Regions from separate parts of the Homo sapiens genome. Here region 2 is linked to region 1. A link is an interaction called in ENCODE POLR2A ChIA-PET data of the cell type or tissue named here. Cell type or tissue: Panc1. All regions are shown on one strand. Links, peaks and the distances in the headings refer to the core of each region. The heading gives the core; the rest is flanking DNA. Region 1 has its middle 17 kb from the start of GCNT3. Region 2 has its middle 6.3 kb from the start of MYO1E.

Region 1 (6,867 bases), core at 766-5,765:
TCTCATCAAATAACCAAGAAAAAAAAAAAATCAACCAGGGGAGAAGAGACTGGGAGTTGTTGCCACATCCACAGAGACTTTTCATCTAATTAAACAAAAAAAAGCTTCTGCACAGCTAAAGAAATAATCAGCATAGTTAACAGACAACCCAGAGTGGGAGAAAATCTTTGCAATCTATACATCCAACAAAGGACTAATATCCACAATATACAAGGAACTCAAATAAATCAGCAAGAAAAAAAAAAATCCCATCAGAGAGTGGGCTAAGGATATGACTAGACAATTCCAAAAGAAGATATACAAATGGCCAACAAATAGATGAAAAAAATGCTCAACATCACTAATTATCAGGGAAATGCAAATCGAAACCACAATGTGATACTCCTGCAAGAACGGCCACAATAAAAAAATAAAAAAATAGATGTTGGCATGGATGTGGTAAAAAGGGAACACTTTTACCCGGTTGGTGGGAATGTAAAATATTACAACCACTAGGGAAAACAGTATGGAGATTCCTTAAAGAACTGAAAGTAGATCTATCATCTGATCCAGCAATCTCACTCCTGGATGTGTGTATGTGTGTGTGTGTGTGTATATATATATATGTATATATACACTCTTGCCTGTAATCCCAACACTTTGGGAGGCCAAGGCAGGTGGATCGCCTGAGTTCAGGAGTTTAAGACCAGCCTGACCAATATGCTGAAACCCCACGTCCACTAAAAATGCAAAAATTAGCCAGGTGTGATGGCATGTGCCTGTAGTCCCCGCTACTTGGGAGGCTGAGACAGGAGAATTGCTTGAACCCAGGAGGCAGGGGTTGCAGTGAGCTGAGATTGTGCCACTGCATTCCAGCCTGGGTGACAGAGGGAGACTCTATCTCAAAGAAAAAAAAAAAGAGCAATAAAATAATAACATTTGCAGCAACTTGGATGGAACTGGAGACCATTATTCTAAGTGAAGTAACTAAAAAATGGAAAATGAAACATCATATGTTCTCACTTATAAGTAGGAGCTAAGCTATGAGGACACAAAGGCAGAAGAATGATAGAATGGAATTTGGGCACTCGGGGGACAGGGTGGAAGGGGGGTGAAAGACAAAACACAACACATTGGGTACAGTGTACACTACTCAGATGATGGGTGCACTGAAATCTCAGAAATCACCACTAAAGAACTTATTCATGTAACCAAACACCACCTGTTCCCCCAAAACCTATTGAAATTAAAAAATACTACAATACAATACAATACAAGTCCCCCAGTGGAAGATTTCTCTTCTCTACCTGCCAGGGAGGCAAGTGTAAAACAGGCTGATTTGGTTCTCAGTACCTTCCAGCTGTCAACTGGGGGACTTCATCTGCATAGTAAGACAACCTTTGTTCCTCTGCAGTTCCACCCCTCACCTTCTCCTAACTTGTCTCATTCAGCTCCCAAAGAGAATCATTCATAAAATATCTTGTCCTGGGTCCATATGTCTTTCCCCTACAAAGACACTACTTAAGTCTCAACTATCTGGCCCCTTTTTGAGTCTTATACATTGTGTATGGCTTCTATGTCCACATACACATTAAATGTTTTGTGTGCCTTTTTCTCCTATTAATCTACCCTTTGTCAGCTCATCATCCGCAAACCTTTAGTAGGTGGAAGGAACCGTTTCCCAAGGCCCCTACAGTATCAAACGAGAAAAGTATTTCTGTGCCCCCCAACCTGTAATGTCCTATCAACTGCACACTCTGGATCCCTGGAAAGGTGCATGTGTGTAGTTGTGGTCACTGCCATCCTTCAGGCATGGATCACTGACACCTTGTGCTGGGCCTGGGCAGACAGTCTACCTTTCTAGGTGGGGAGCAGAGGAGAAGGTGAGGAGGAAGAGGGCATACCTGTAGGAGCCAGTCATGGGCCTCTTCTCTTCTCTCCCTGCCAGGGAGGCACAGGGTAAAACTGCACAGGTGGGAGGTTGAACAGACTGATTTAGTTCTCAGTACCTTCCGGCTGTCATATAATATAATTCCAGCTCATCAGAGATGAGCTTTGTCTTTGAGCAGTGTTTCCTGCGATAGCCCTGCCCAGGGGGCTCTGGAACAGCAGCTGGAGTCTGGCCTGGTTGTGGACTAGAGCCCATGTTAGAATGGTTATGGAAAATCCTGTCCCTGAAACTCCTAGATTCTCCCTCTGCCTCTGTTATCCCACTTATGACCTGAGCATACTAATGGTTATGTGTTAGTAAATAAATGCTATGAAATACACTTGTATAGGCATTCATAGAGGGGAAGAGCAACAATCTAGCATTAACAATAAAGTGCAAAAAGCACTAAAAGTACCAATGGTTCCTGCAGCAAGAAGACATAAACTGTGGGAAGCTTGGGTTCCGGGAAGACATCCTGGAGGAAGTGGCATTTAGGCTAATACTTGATGGGTGAGCAGAGATCAGCCAGACAAACAACAGGAGAAGCAGGAACCACTGAGCTGAAGGTCCAACACAGTGGCCTGAGCCTCGAGTCACAATGCCTGGCCTTGTCTCAATGTGTGCTCAGGTATTTCTCTTGCCTTCCTTTTGGCTTCTGAAAATAACCAGGCTCTTTATCATCTCTGGACTTTGATTCAGGCTGCTCTCTCTGCCTCCTCAGCTTGCCTGCGACTTCCTCTAGGCAGCCTCCCATGACCCTTCCCTGGGTTGAACGCACCTCTTCCTAGTTTTTTTTTTTTTTTTTTAAAGAGCGCGTCACACTGCCACCCAGCTGGAATGCAATGGCGTGATCTCAGCTCACCTCACAGTGACCTCCACCTCTTGGGCTCAAGCATCCTCCTGCCTCAGCCCCCCAAATAGCTGGAAGTACAGATGTGTGCCACCATACCCAGTTAATTTTTTTATTTGTAGAGATGGGCTTTCACCATGTTGCCCAGGCTGCTCTCGAACTCCTGAGCTCAAGTGATCCACTCGCCTCCACCTCCCAAAGTGCTAGGATTGCAGGCCTGAGCCACCATGCCCAGCCCCTCTTCCTAGCTGTCATACCATCCTGAAATGCTTCCTCATCATACTATTTCCCACACTCTATACTTGGCTATGTTGTCAGTTCCTCCAGTACAAGGATTATGCTTCCTTGTTCACTTTTTAATCCCTAATATCTTACAAATAACAACAACTAAGATATACTGAGTCTAAGTATGTGCCAAATGCTGTTCCAAGCACCTAACATTTAGTTCTCACAACAAATCCTATAAGGCAGAGAGACACTGAGTAACTTATTCAAAGTTATAACAACTGGTAGGTGGCAGAGCCAGAATTTATACCCTGGCAGAGAAGCGCCAGGCCTACCTACTTCTCCACTCCAGTCCAGCTGCCCACACTGCAAGTAAAATAATTCCTAGTCAGGCTGGCCAACTCCTAGTACAATTCTAGATCAGGCTGGGCTACTTCCTGGCTGGGGAACTCCCTTGGATATAACCTTTCTCTTCCCTGTGCCTGTTTCTTCAACCATAAAGATAGATAAAGTGGATCCTAACTGGAAAAAGTAACTTGCCCAGAGTAACACTGATGAATTCATGCTCAGGGAATCCAGCTTCAAGGTCAGTTTGCTTAGCCTCACACTCATTGCCTGGGGAACACGTAACTGTTTGTGGAGTGTGTGATAAAGTGGTTGGATGGATGAGACTGCCCAGCTCCGAAGGAGGAAGGATCACTGAATTCTAAGACACATTTCATTCAGTACCCTAGTGACTCATGCTCTCCTTGTGAAGAAACTTACAGAAAAAAGCATGTCAACAGCAGTCAACATATTATTATTTTACAAAAACTCAATATTTTACCTGCTTTTTTGAAACTTTTTCTCTTGACAATATACTGAAAGTCATTCCATGGTAGTACATTGAAAGCTACATTTTTCTTTTTTTTCTTTTTTCATTTTTTTCAACACCCTGGACAACACACTAAAACTACCTTGTTTTTAAAGGCCACAGATTACCTCTTCAGTTATGCTTGAGTTACAGTATATTTAAATAATCGTGTTTTTAACAAAAAGTAGTTATTTACAATGCATTTCTAATTACAAAAATAGCTGTATTAAAATACACACATATATTGAAAGCTGTGTCAACATTTAAATTTTATAAAATACATGTGTATATATATTTGTGCAGCTATTTTTATAGAATTATTAGAAGTATAATTTCTGGGTCACAGCTTTAAAAGTGTTTGATACTTCTCAAAAGGTTTTATCCACTTAATACAAAAGTACCTGTTGGGTGGGCATGGTGGCTCACACCTGTAATCCTAGCACTTTGGGAGGCAGAGGTGGGAGTGGTGGTATGCAACTGTAATCCCAGCTACTTGGGGGGCTGAGGCGGGAAGATCACTTGAGCCCAGGAGGTCAAGGCTGCAGTAAGCTGAGATTGTATCCCTGCACTCCAACCTGGGTGACAGGCTCTCTCAAAAAAAAAAAAAAAAAAGATAATGTTTAAGAAATAAATAAAATAAAGTACCTGTTTACCCCTTGTCATCATCTGGTATCATCTGGTACTTTTGTCTTTCCACAATCAATAAATTAAATAATGACATCTTACTGTAGTTTTAATCTGTTTCTTTGATTAGTAGTAAGCTTGAGCATTTTTTCATAGTTTGGGGGACCATTTGCATTTCTTATTTTTTTCTTTTTTAGAGACAGGGTCTCACCTTGCCACTCAGGCTGGAGTGCAATGGCAAGATCACGGCTCACTGCAGCCTTGCCCTCCTGGGCTCAAGCCATCCTTCCTCCTCAGCCTCCTGAGTACCTGGGACTACAGGTGGATGCCACCCCACCCAGCTAATTAAAAAAAAAAAAAAAAAAAAAAAAACGTGTAAAGGTGAGGTCTTGCTATGTTACCCAGGATGGTCTAGAACTCTTGGCTTCAAGCAATCCTCCCACCTTGGCCTCTTAAATTTCTTTACTATTAACTTTTTTCTCCATATTTTCCTATTGGAGTGTTAGCTGATTTTTATTAATCTGTGAGAGTTCTTTCAGCTTAATGTCTATTCCCTCTTTGTTCTGGTTTTGTAGACATTGTATCCTAGTGTACTGTTCAACTTTGACTACGTTTTATGGGGTTCTTTCCTAGGGGCAACAGTTAATATACAGAAGATTGCATTGATTTTGTGTAGCCAAATTTATCCACACTTTCCTTTTGGCTTCTGAGCTTCAATATAATGCTTAGAAAACCCATTTCCATTCCAGAGTCATATACATATTCACTCACATTTTCTTTTAACAATTTTTATGATTTTTTAATACTTAAATTCTGGATCCACCCAGAATATATTTTGATGTATGAAATGAAGTAGGAAAGGCAATGATCATGCTAGAACTAAACAGCTGTGCTTTGAAATAAAGCTTTGTGGTAGGGCGCAGTAGCTCATGCTAGTAATCTCAGCACTTTGGGAGGCTGAGGTGGGTGGATCCCTTGAGGCCAGAAGTTTGAGACCAGCCTGGGCAACACGGTAAAACCCTGTCTCTACAAAAAAAAAAAAAAAAAAAAAAAAAAAACTAAAAAATTAGCCAGGTGGGGTGGCATATGCCTATTGTCCTGACTATTTGGGAGGCTGAGATAGGAGGATCGCTTGAGCCTGAGAGGTCAAGGCTGCAGTGAGCTGTGATTATGCCACTGCACTCCAGTCTGGGCAACAGAGTGAGACCTTGTCTCATTTAGGAAAAAATAAAAAAAGGCTAGGCTCGGTGGCTCGCGCCTGTAATCCCAGCACTTTGGAAGGCCAAGGCGGGTGGATCATGAGGTCAGGCATTCGAGACCAGCCCTGGCCAACACAGTGAAACCCCGTATCTACTAAAAATACAAAAGATTAGCCAGGCGTGCTGGCACGCTCTTGTAATCCCAGCTACTCAAGAGGCTGAGAAAGGAGAATCACTTGAACCTGGGAGGCGGAGGTTGCAGTGAGTCGAGATTATGCCACTGCACTCCTTCCTGGTCAACAGTGTGAGACTCCATCTCAAAAAAAAAAAAAAAAAAGAAAGAAAGAGAAAAAAGAAAAAGAAAGAAAGCTTTTGGCCTTTTAGCTTGGCACTTCCAAAAAATGCCAAATACCAATAGCGGAGAGAGTGATGCAGACCTAAGGAAACAGAGCTGCCCTGACATGCCACTGAGTTCCGAAAATACATTTGTTTTTGGATAATGTAAAACACCAGTCACTGATTTTGAATAACCGCACACTGCCAGTGATTTTGTAGAGGAAAGTTATGTAATTCATTTGAAAAAGGAAGCAAACAACCCAATCTTAATTGATATAAACATGGAATTTTATTACCTCTAACGGGAAACATCTAATCTTGGCCACATTCTGAGTGGCAGAGCCCACATACCTTGGGTGCTATTTATATAAGACACTCTTGTGGGCTCCAGTCAGCTTCCTGTTCCCCAACAATCCAATGGGATACTTATTACAGTCTGTGCAAGTGTGCAAAAATAACGTGCATCGAACACCACGCTGATCCAATTATACATGGGGATTTTAAAAAAATGTTAATGAAGGGACTTAACTCAACTTGTTAGTTCTTTGTGGGAAAATCCAAAAAAGCAGAGGCTAGAAGGTGTTGTTAGTACAGAAAGACGGAAGTAGACTGGGAGGCCAGAGAGCTGGAAGAAAGCAGGAACATACAATGAAAAGCAAACAGAATTAATTATGGGAGTATCAGGAAAAACCAACTGCACAATCAAATGAGTGGCAGAATAAGGAACCCAGAGCTTGTTGAGGTTAAAGCAGGCAGGATCCTAAGGCCACAGGAAGACAGATTAAGCAGTGTGTGGTTTTTCATAATGAAAGACTTATCTAGAAGGTGTTGATTGAAACCAGGGAAGTCTCAATTACTTGGCACCCCTTTC
Region 2 (6,867 bases), core at 1,053-6,052, 220 kb after region 1:
TGAATATTTAGCCTCAATAATGACAACTCATACCGAGACGTTGCTACGCATCACTCATCATTGCTATTACTTTATATGATTTAATTCATATTCTTACAACACTATGTGAGAAATAAATGATGAAGGTACTATTATTATCTCTGTCTTTACAGATAAAAAAAAATTCATGATTTATAAAGGTAAATAGCCTGACCCAAATCTTAAAGCTGCCTATTGGACTTCAGGTGGTCAACTTTGCTCAGCTAGGATGGAGATGCTCAGATTTTAAAAACATCTATGCATGCTGGAATTATAGCTTAAGACTATGTCTAGGGGACAGCACACAATCAGGGATTTTATGCTACATTTTAGATCTCTGAAAATAGAAACCTGTGCTTAAAGCACACGGATTTGTCTTTGAACTTTATATATCTGACATTGGTGTGTGTTTTGGGAACGTGTTCTATATGAAGGTAGAACTCTCTTGCATTGTTGTATGTTTTGGATGTACATGTAAACATGTGAATCCTATGAGGACTGGGAACTTGTCTTCTACTTCTCCAGCACCTACAACAGTGCTCAGTAAAGGTTGGTTGTGGTGGTGAGTGATAACAGTAGTCAGTTGGAAACCATGCTGCCATCATGCTGAACACCAAGAAACACTCTATTCAATCTCCCCAAGTGTTTGTAACAATATATTGAAAAACATGTCATCTATCTGAGCATGGTGGCTCACACCTGTAATTCCAGCACTTTGGGAGGCCGAGGAGGGAGGATCGCTTGAGCCCAGGAGCTTGAGACCAGCCTGGGCAATATAGCAAGACCCAGTCCTACAAAAAAAGAAAAAAAAATTAGCTAGCCATGTTGGCACCGCCTGTAGTTCTGGCTACTTGGGAGGCAGAGGCAGGAGGATTGCTTGAGATATGTGTTCACACCACTGGAGTCCAGCCTGAGTGACAGAGTGAGACCCTGTGTCAAAAAAAAAAAAAAAAAAGAAAAAAATGTCATCTTAAATACACACACACAACACACACATCTATGTGTTTACACAAATATTTAAAGGCATGTAATCAAAAACACATTTATAAGTACATGATAATAAAGGAAAAATGATGTCACATCTCAAGTATGTAAACACATTTACAGGCACAATGATGATAAAGGGGAAATGATGATGATCATTACAAAGGCCATACATTTTTTTCTATTGAAGAGGTGAACGGAATTACCCTCCTGGACTCACTAAGTGTAGAAATCGAGGCAGCAGACAGGCAAAGTCAGCAAACTGCTGCATGCCCTAAATTTGGAGTGTCTACCCTGTCTTCCTTCCCCAGAGACTCTGTCCCCATCTGCCATCTCTTTTTAATGGGGCAGTAAGCTTTAGGACATCACTCCTCTCACAGCATTTGCTTGGAATGTGACTGGACAGGCACCTGGTCCCAGCAGAGCCTTCCTTGTCAGTGACCTATGACCTGGGTGGCGTGATTTAAAAGGTTGAGCTGGGTGAGTCAGATTCTTTCTTTTTTTCTCTCCGTCCCTTTCTCCCTATGGAACTTGAATCAAAAGTCTAGAGGGCAGTTTCCAGTGAGCTGTGGGCAACATTGTAAAAAACGTTATTCTAGGGCCCAAGTCAGATCGTGACAGGCTACAGGCACTTTGCAAGCTGAAATCGGGGAAGAGGAACAACTGTGAGTTAAGTGGGAGAAGCTTCAAGAGACAGACAAGAAAAGAACATCCAACCACGCAGAGATGCACAGCCCTGCCTTCTTTTGTCTTGTTTTTCCTGGGCTCCTGGGCATGTATACTTTAAAAAAAAATTTCTTTCTGGCCTAGTGAAGTGGCTCACGCCTATAATCCCAGCACTTTGGGAGGCTGAGGCACTTGGATCACTTGAGGCCAGGAGTTCGAGACCAGCCTGGCCAACATGGCAAAACCCCATCTCTACTAAAAATTCAAAAATTAGATAGGTGTGGTGGCACGTGCCTATGGTCCCAGCTACTCGGGAGGCTGAGGCATGAGAATCGTTTGAACCTGGGAGGCAGAGGTTGCAGTGAGCCAAGGTCGTGCCAGTGCACTCCAGCTTGGGTGACAGAGTGAGACTCTATCTCAAACAAAAACAAAAACAAAAGCAAAAAAATAAAGCAAAGGCCAGGCATGGTAGCTCACGCCTATAATCCCAGCACTTTGTGAGGGTGCAGCGGCTGGATCACTGGAGATCAGGAGTTAGAGACCAGCCTGGCCAACATGATGAAACCCTGTCTCTACTAAAAATACAAAAATTAGCCAGGTGTGGTGACGTGCACCTGTAATCCCAGCTACTTGGGAGGCTGAGGCAGGAGAATCGCTTGAACCTGGGAGGCGGAGGTTGTAGTGAACCGACATCACAACACTGCACTCCAGTTTGGGCAACCGAGTGAGACTCCGCCTCAAAAAAAAAAACAACATTATTTTCTTTAAAGTAACCCATGTGCTCTTCTGATCCTTGTTAGTAAAAGAGACTAAATTGGAGCAACACATAACGGCAGAAAAAAGTCTCTCTTGGCCAGATGTGGTCACTCACCTGTAATTCCAGCAATTTGGGAGGCTGAGGCAGGAGGACAGCTTGAGGCCGGGAGTTTAAGGCAGCAGTGAGCTGTCATCATGCCATCATACTCCAGTCTGGGCAACAAAGCAAGATGTCATCTCAAAATAAATGAATGAATGAATGAATAAATAAATAAATGAATAAATAAATAAGTCTCTGCCAGTGGAGGATATAAACACACACACACCAAAAAAAAAAACACAGGAGAACCATATAAGTACAGCAGTCCAAGACCATGAAAGATAGTGGCAAACAGTCATTTCATCTGACAGTCCCCCAGGACCTTGGTTCGTGCAATCCTGTGCAATAATCAATATTTATGGTAATGACCTTGAGTCTTAAAGCAAAAGCTGCCTGACATTCAATGTATTTTCAGAAGTCCATGAAATGTGTAGTTTCATTCAGAAAAAACTTTTCTTAAAGTTAAAAAAAAAAGTCTTGGTATCTAAAAATGACAAGATTTGGCTGGGTGTAGTGGTTTATGCCTTTAATCCCAGCACTTTGGGAGGCTGAGGCTGGAGGACTGCTTTAGCCCGGAGTTCGAGACCAGCCTGGGTAACATGGTGAGACTCTGTCTCTACAAAAAATAAAAAAATTAGCCGAGCTATAGGTAGTGTGTACCTATGGTCCCAGCTACTTGGGAGGCTGAGACGGGAGGATCCCTTGAGCCTGGCACAGTGATACCTGTTTGTGCCTCTGCACTCCAGCCTGGGAGACACAGTGTGGTGCTGTCAAACAAACAAACAAAAAAACAAAAACAAAAAAAAAAAAAGAAAGAAAAGAAAGAAAAAAGGAAAAAAGGCAAGGTTCATGCAGAGATTTGTTATTTTTTACTTTTTGAAATGCACATATTTATTGATCCATGCCTTGCCTTGTTGTAGCAAAGAGCTCAGATGACTTATAAGAATACACAGGATCCAACAGGAAAGTAAACATTGACAGTGAGTGGGGAAAATAAAGAACATCAAGGTATGGACAAGAGATTTAGTTATCTGCAAAGCTCATTTCCATGGACTTCCTCATTCCTTGCTAGATCATGGACCACCATAACTAGTATTAATCATTGTTTCAACTCCAAATTTTTTAGATTTGGAGAAAGATCAAGGTTTATCTTCTGAATGTAAAAATCAAATTGAAACTGGAAGAAAAGAAAATATTGATTTAAATCAGAGAAAATATAATAATAAATCTACACAAACATGCTTTTAATAAGCTGCTAATTTAAGCATATATTTAAATCATTTCTATTCCTTTACTTCAGTAAAATAATTCTTAAGGCAAAATAATTTTATTTTATTTTATTTTTTTTTGAGACAGAGTCTCCCTCCGTCACCCAGGCTGGAGTGCAATGGCACTGTCTCGGTTCACTGCAACCTCTGCCTCCTGGGTTCAAGTGAGTCTTCTGCCCCAGCCTCCTGAGTAGCTGGGATTACAGGCACCTGCCACCACGCCCGGTTACTTTTTTGTATTTTTGGTAGAGATGGGGTTTCACCATGCTGGCCAGGCTGGTCTCGAATTCCTGACCTCAGGTGATCCACCTGCCTCGACCTCCCAAAGTGCTGAGATTACAGGTGTGAGCCACCGTGCCTGGCCTTAATTTATCTTAATCAGAAGTAGCATCATGTTACATTATACAACTGGTGAAATTCTCTTCAACATCCTTTTTATAAACCAATATCAACATACTGGGGGAAAAAGTGTTTAGAGTTAAACTTACTGTGTAAATGTAATTTTTATATTCCATTAAAAAGCAACAATTTTTCTGGGAGCTCTGGTTTGGAAAGGCTCACGGGGTTTTAATAAGTGTGTTCCTATTCATTTTGGGCCTGCATTAGGGACAATTTCTTCTGATGGACATTTCTATTACGCAATCACTGCTTAAAGGGTAATAGTGTAGGCTTCAGAGCCAGACAAATGTATGTATTTGATGCAGGATAGCTGAGTAATAGCTTGGTCAAATTACTTTAAGTCTTCTCAACTTAGTTTCTTAACTGCAAATGGAGCTAACAGGGTCGTATGGAAGATTACATAAGATATTGCACATTAAGCACTTAGCTCAGTAGCTAATAGCTAGTGAACCTAATACATGATGTATGTTATGATAAAAATAGTGATTGTAGAGGACATTTCACACTGATATGATACAAGTCTCTCTTTCATTAGTGTCTTGTTAAAGGTTTCTAATTTTCCCATTGACAAATTTTCTTTTTTTTTTGGAGATGGAGTCTCGCTCTGCCACCCAGGCTGGAGTGCGGTGGCAGGATCTTGGCTCACTGCAACCTCCGCCTCCCGGGTTCAAACAATTCTCCTGTCTCAGCCTCTACTACAGTTGGGACTACAGGTGCAGGACACCATGCCTGGCTAACTTTTGTATTTTTAGTAGAGACGGGGTTTCACCATATTGGTCAGGCTGGTCTCAAACTCCTGACCTCGGGTGATCCACCTGCCTTGGCCTCCCAAAGTCCTGGGATTACAGGTGTGAGCCACTGTGCCCAGCCAAATTTTCTTTTCTTTTCTTTTTTTTTTTTTTTGAGACGGAATCTCACTCTTTTTGCCCAGGCTGGCCCGCACTGGCCTGATCTCGGCTCACTGCAATCTCCGCCTCCGGGGTTCAAGAGATTCTCCTGCCTCAGCCTATCGAGTAGCTGGGATTACAGGTGCCTGCCACCACAGCCAGCTAATTTTTTTTTGTATTTTTAGTAGAGACAGGGTTTCACCATGTTTGGCCAGGCTGCTCTCCAACTCCTGACTTCAGGTGATCTACCTGCCTCAGCCTCCCAAAGTGGTGGGATTACAGGCGTGAGCCACCGCACCAGCCCCACATTAATTAACTTTAGTGTTGTGAGTGCATTCTGAATGATTTTTTATGGTATTGACAGGGAAACTAGTTTTATTGCTCGATATTATTTTCTTGCTGCTTTCCAAAATGCATAAACAATGATTTAGTTCACTGATAGATTTATACAGAAAATTTTACTTTGTATTCATTTTGATTTTTTTATTTGTTCCTTTTCATTCAGCCCCAGAAAAAATGCAATTAATCATGCCAAGGTATTTACAAAGCCTTATCTGACTAGCTCCATCATGTGTCTAGAATGAGTTTTACAATTTTAAAAGTTGCTTCCACTTCACTGCTACTATGGTCTTGAATAAGAATAAATATCTGGCTGGGCTCAGTGGCTGAAGTCTATAATCCCAGCACTTTAGGGGGCTGAGGTAGGCAGATCATTTGAGATCAGGACTTTGAGAGACCAGCCTGGTCAACATGGCGAAAACTCATCTCTACTAAAAATACAAAAATTAACCAGGTGTGGTGGTGGGCGCCTGTATTCCTAGCTACTCTGGAGGCTGAGGCAGGAGAATCACTTGAACTCAGGAGGCAAGAGGTTGCAGTGAGCCGAGATAGAGCCACTGCACTCCAGTGTAGGTGACAGAGCATCTCAAAAAAAGAAAGAAGGCCGGGCACGGTGGCTCACACCTGTAATCCCAGCACTTTGGGAGGCCGAGGTGGGTGGATCACGAGGTCAGCAGTTCAAGACAAGCCTGGCCAAGATGGTGAAACCCCATCTCTACTAAAAATACAAAAATTAGCTGGGTGTGGTGGCGGGTGCCTGTCATTCCAGCTACTTGGGAGGCTGAAGCAGAGAATAGCTTGAACCCGGAAGGCAGAGGTTGCAGTGAGCCGAGATTGCGCCACCGCACTCCAGCGTGGGTGACAGAGCAAGACTCCGTCTCAAAAAAAAAAAAAAAAGAAAGAATAAATATTTGGCAATATATTACTGAATCCTCTGAAAAACAGATGGAAATCAGAATTGGGAAAATGTTCCTTTTTTTTTTTGAGACAGAGTCTCGCTCTGTCTCCTAGGCTGGAGTGCAGTGGTGTGATCTTGGCTCATTGCAAGCTCCGCCTCCTGGGTTCACGCCATTCTCCTGCCTCAGCCTCCCGAGTAGCTGGGACTACAGTCACCAGCCACCATGCCTGGCTAATTTTTTGTATTTTTTTTTTTTTTTTAGTAGAGACGGGGTTTCACCATGTTACCCAGGATGGTCTTGATCTCCTGACCTCGTGATGCACCCGCCTCGGCCTCCCAAAGTGCTGGGATTACAGGCGTGAGCCACCACGCCCGGCAAAAACTGCTTTTATATATATATATGACTTTATAATAATCTCATGCTCATATATATTATAAAATGATATATAATCATATATAAATCATATGTACATATAAAATCTCATATATATTATAAAAAATGAACACAAGCATACATCTTCATCAAAGTCCTGCCTACTACAGTTAGATGTA

Evidence for each region. Peaks named below come from ENCODE experiments on the same cell type or tissue, not always from the same donor. Only the 100,000 strongest peaks of a DNase experiment are listed, where the experiment ranks them.
Region 2: POLR2A ChIA-PET joins it to region 1 with 9 read pairs; 2 of 35 experiments call an interaction of 5 or more read pairs at or near these places.

What each region holds. Positions count from the first base shown.
Region 1 is chr15:59,591,371-59,598,237 of GRCh38, reverse strand. No RefSeq gene overlaps it. Among named protein-coding and RNA genes, the nearest start is that of GCNT3, 17 kb to the left of the region's middle. In Panc1, for the core only: no CTCF peak of the experiment used is centred there; a DNase peak (open chromatin) is centred at 3,617.
Region 2 is chr15:59,375,702-59,382,568 of GRCh38, reverse strand. No RefSeq gene overlaps it. Among named protein-coding and RNA genes, the nearest start is that of MYO1E, 6.3 kb to the right of the region's middle. RefSeq lists an enhancer at 2,004-2,505. In Panc1, for the core only: no CTCF peak of the experiment used is centred there; no DNase peak of the experiment used is centred there.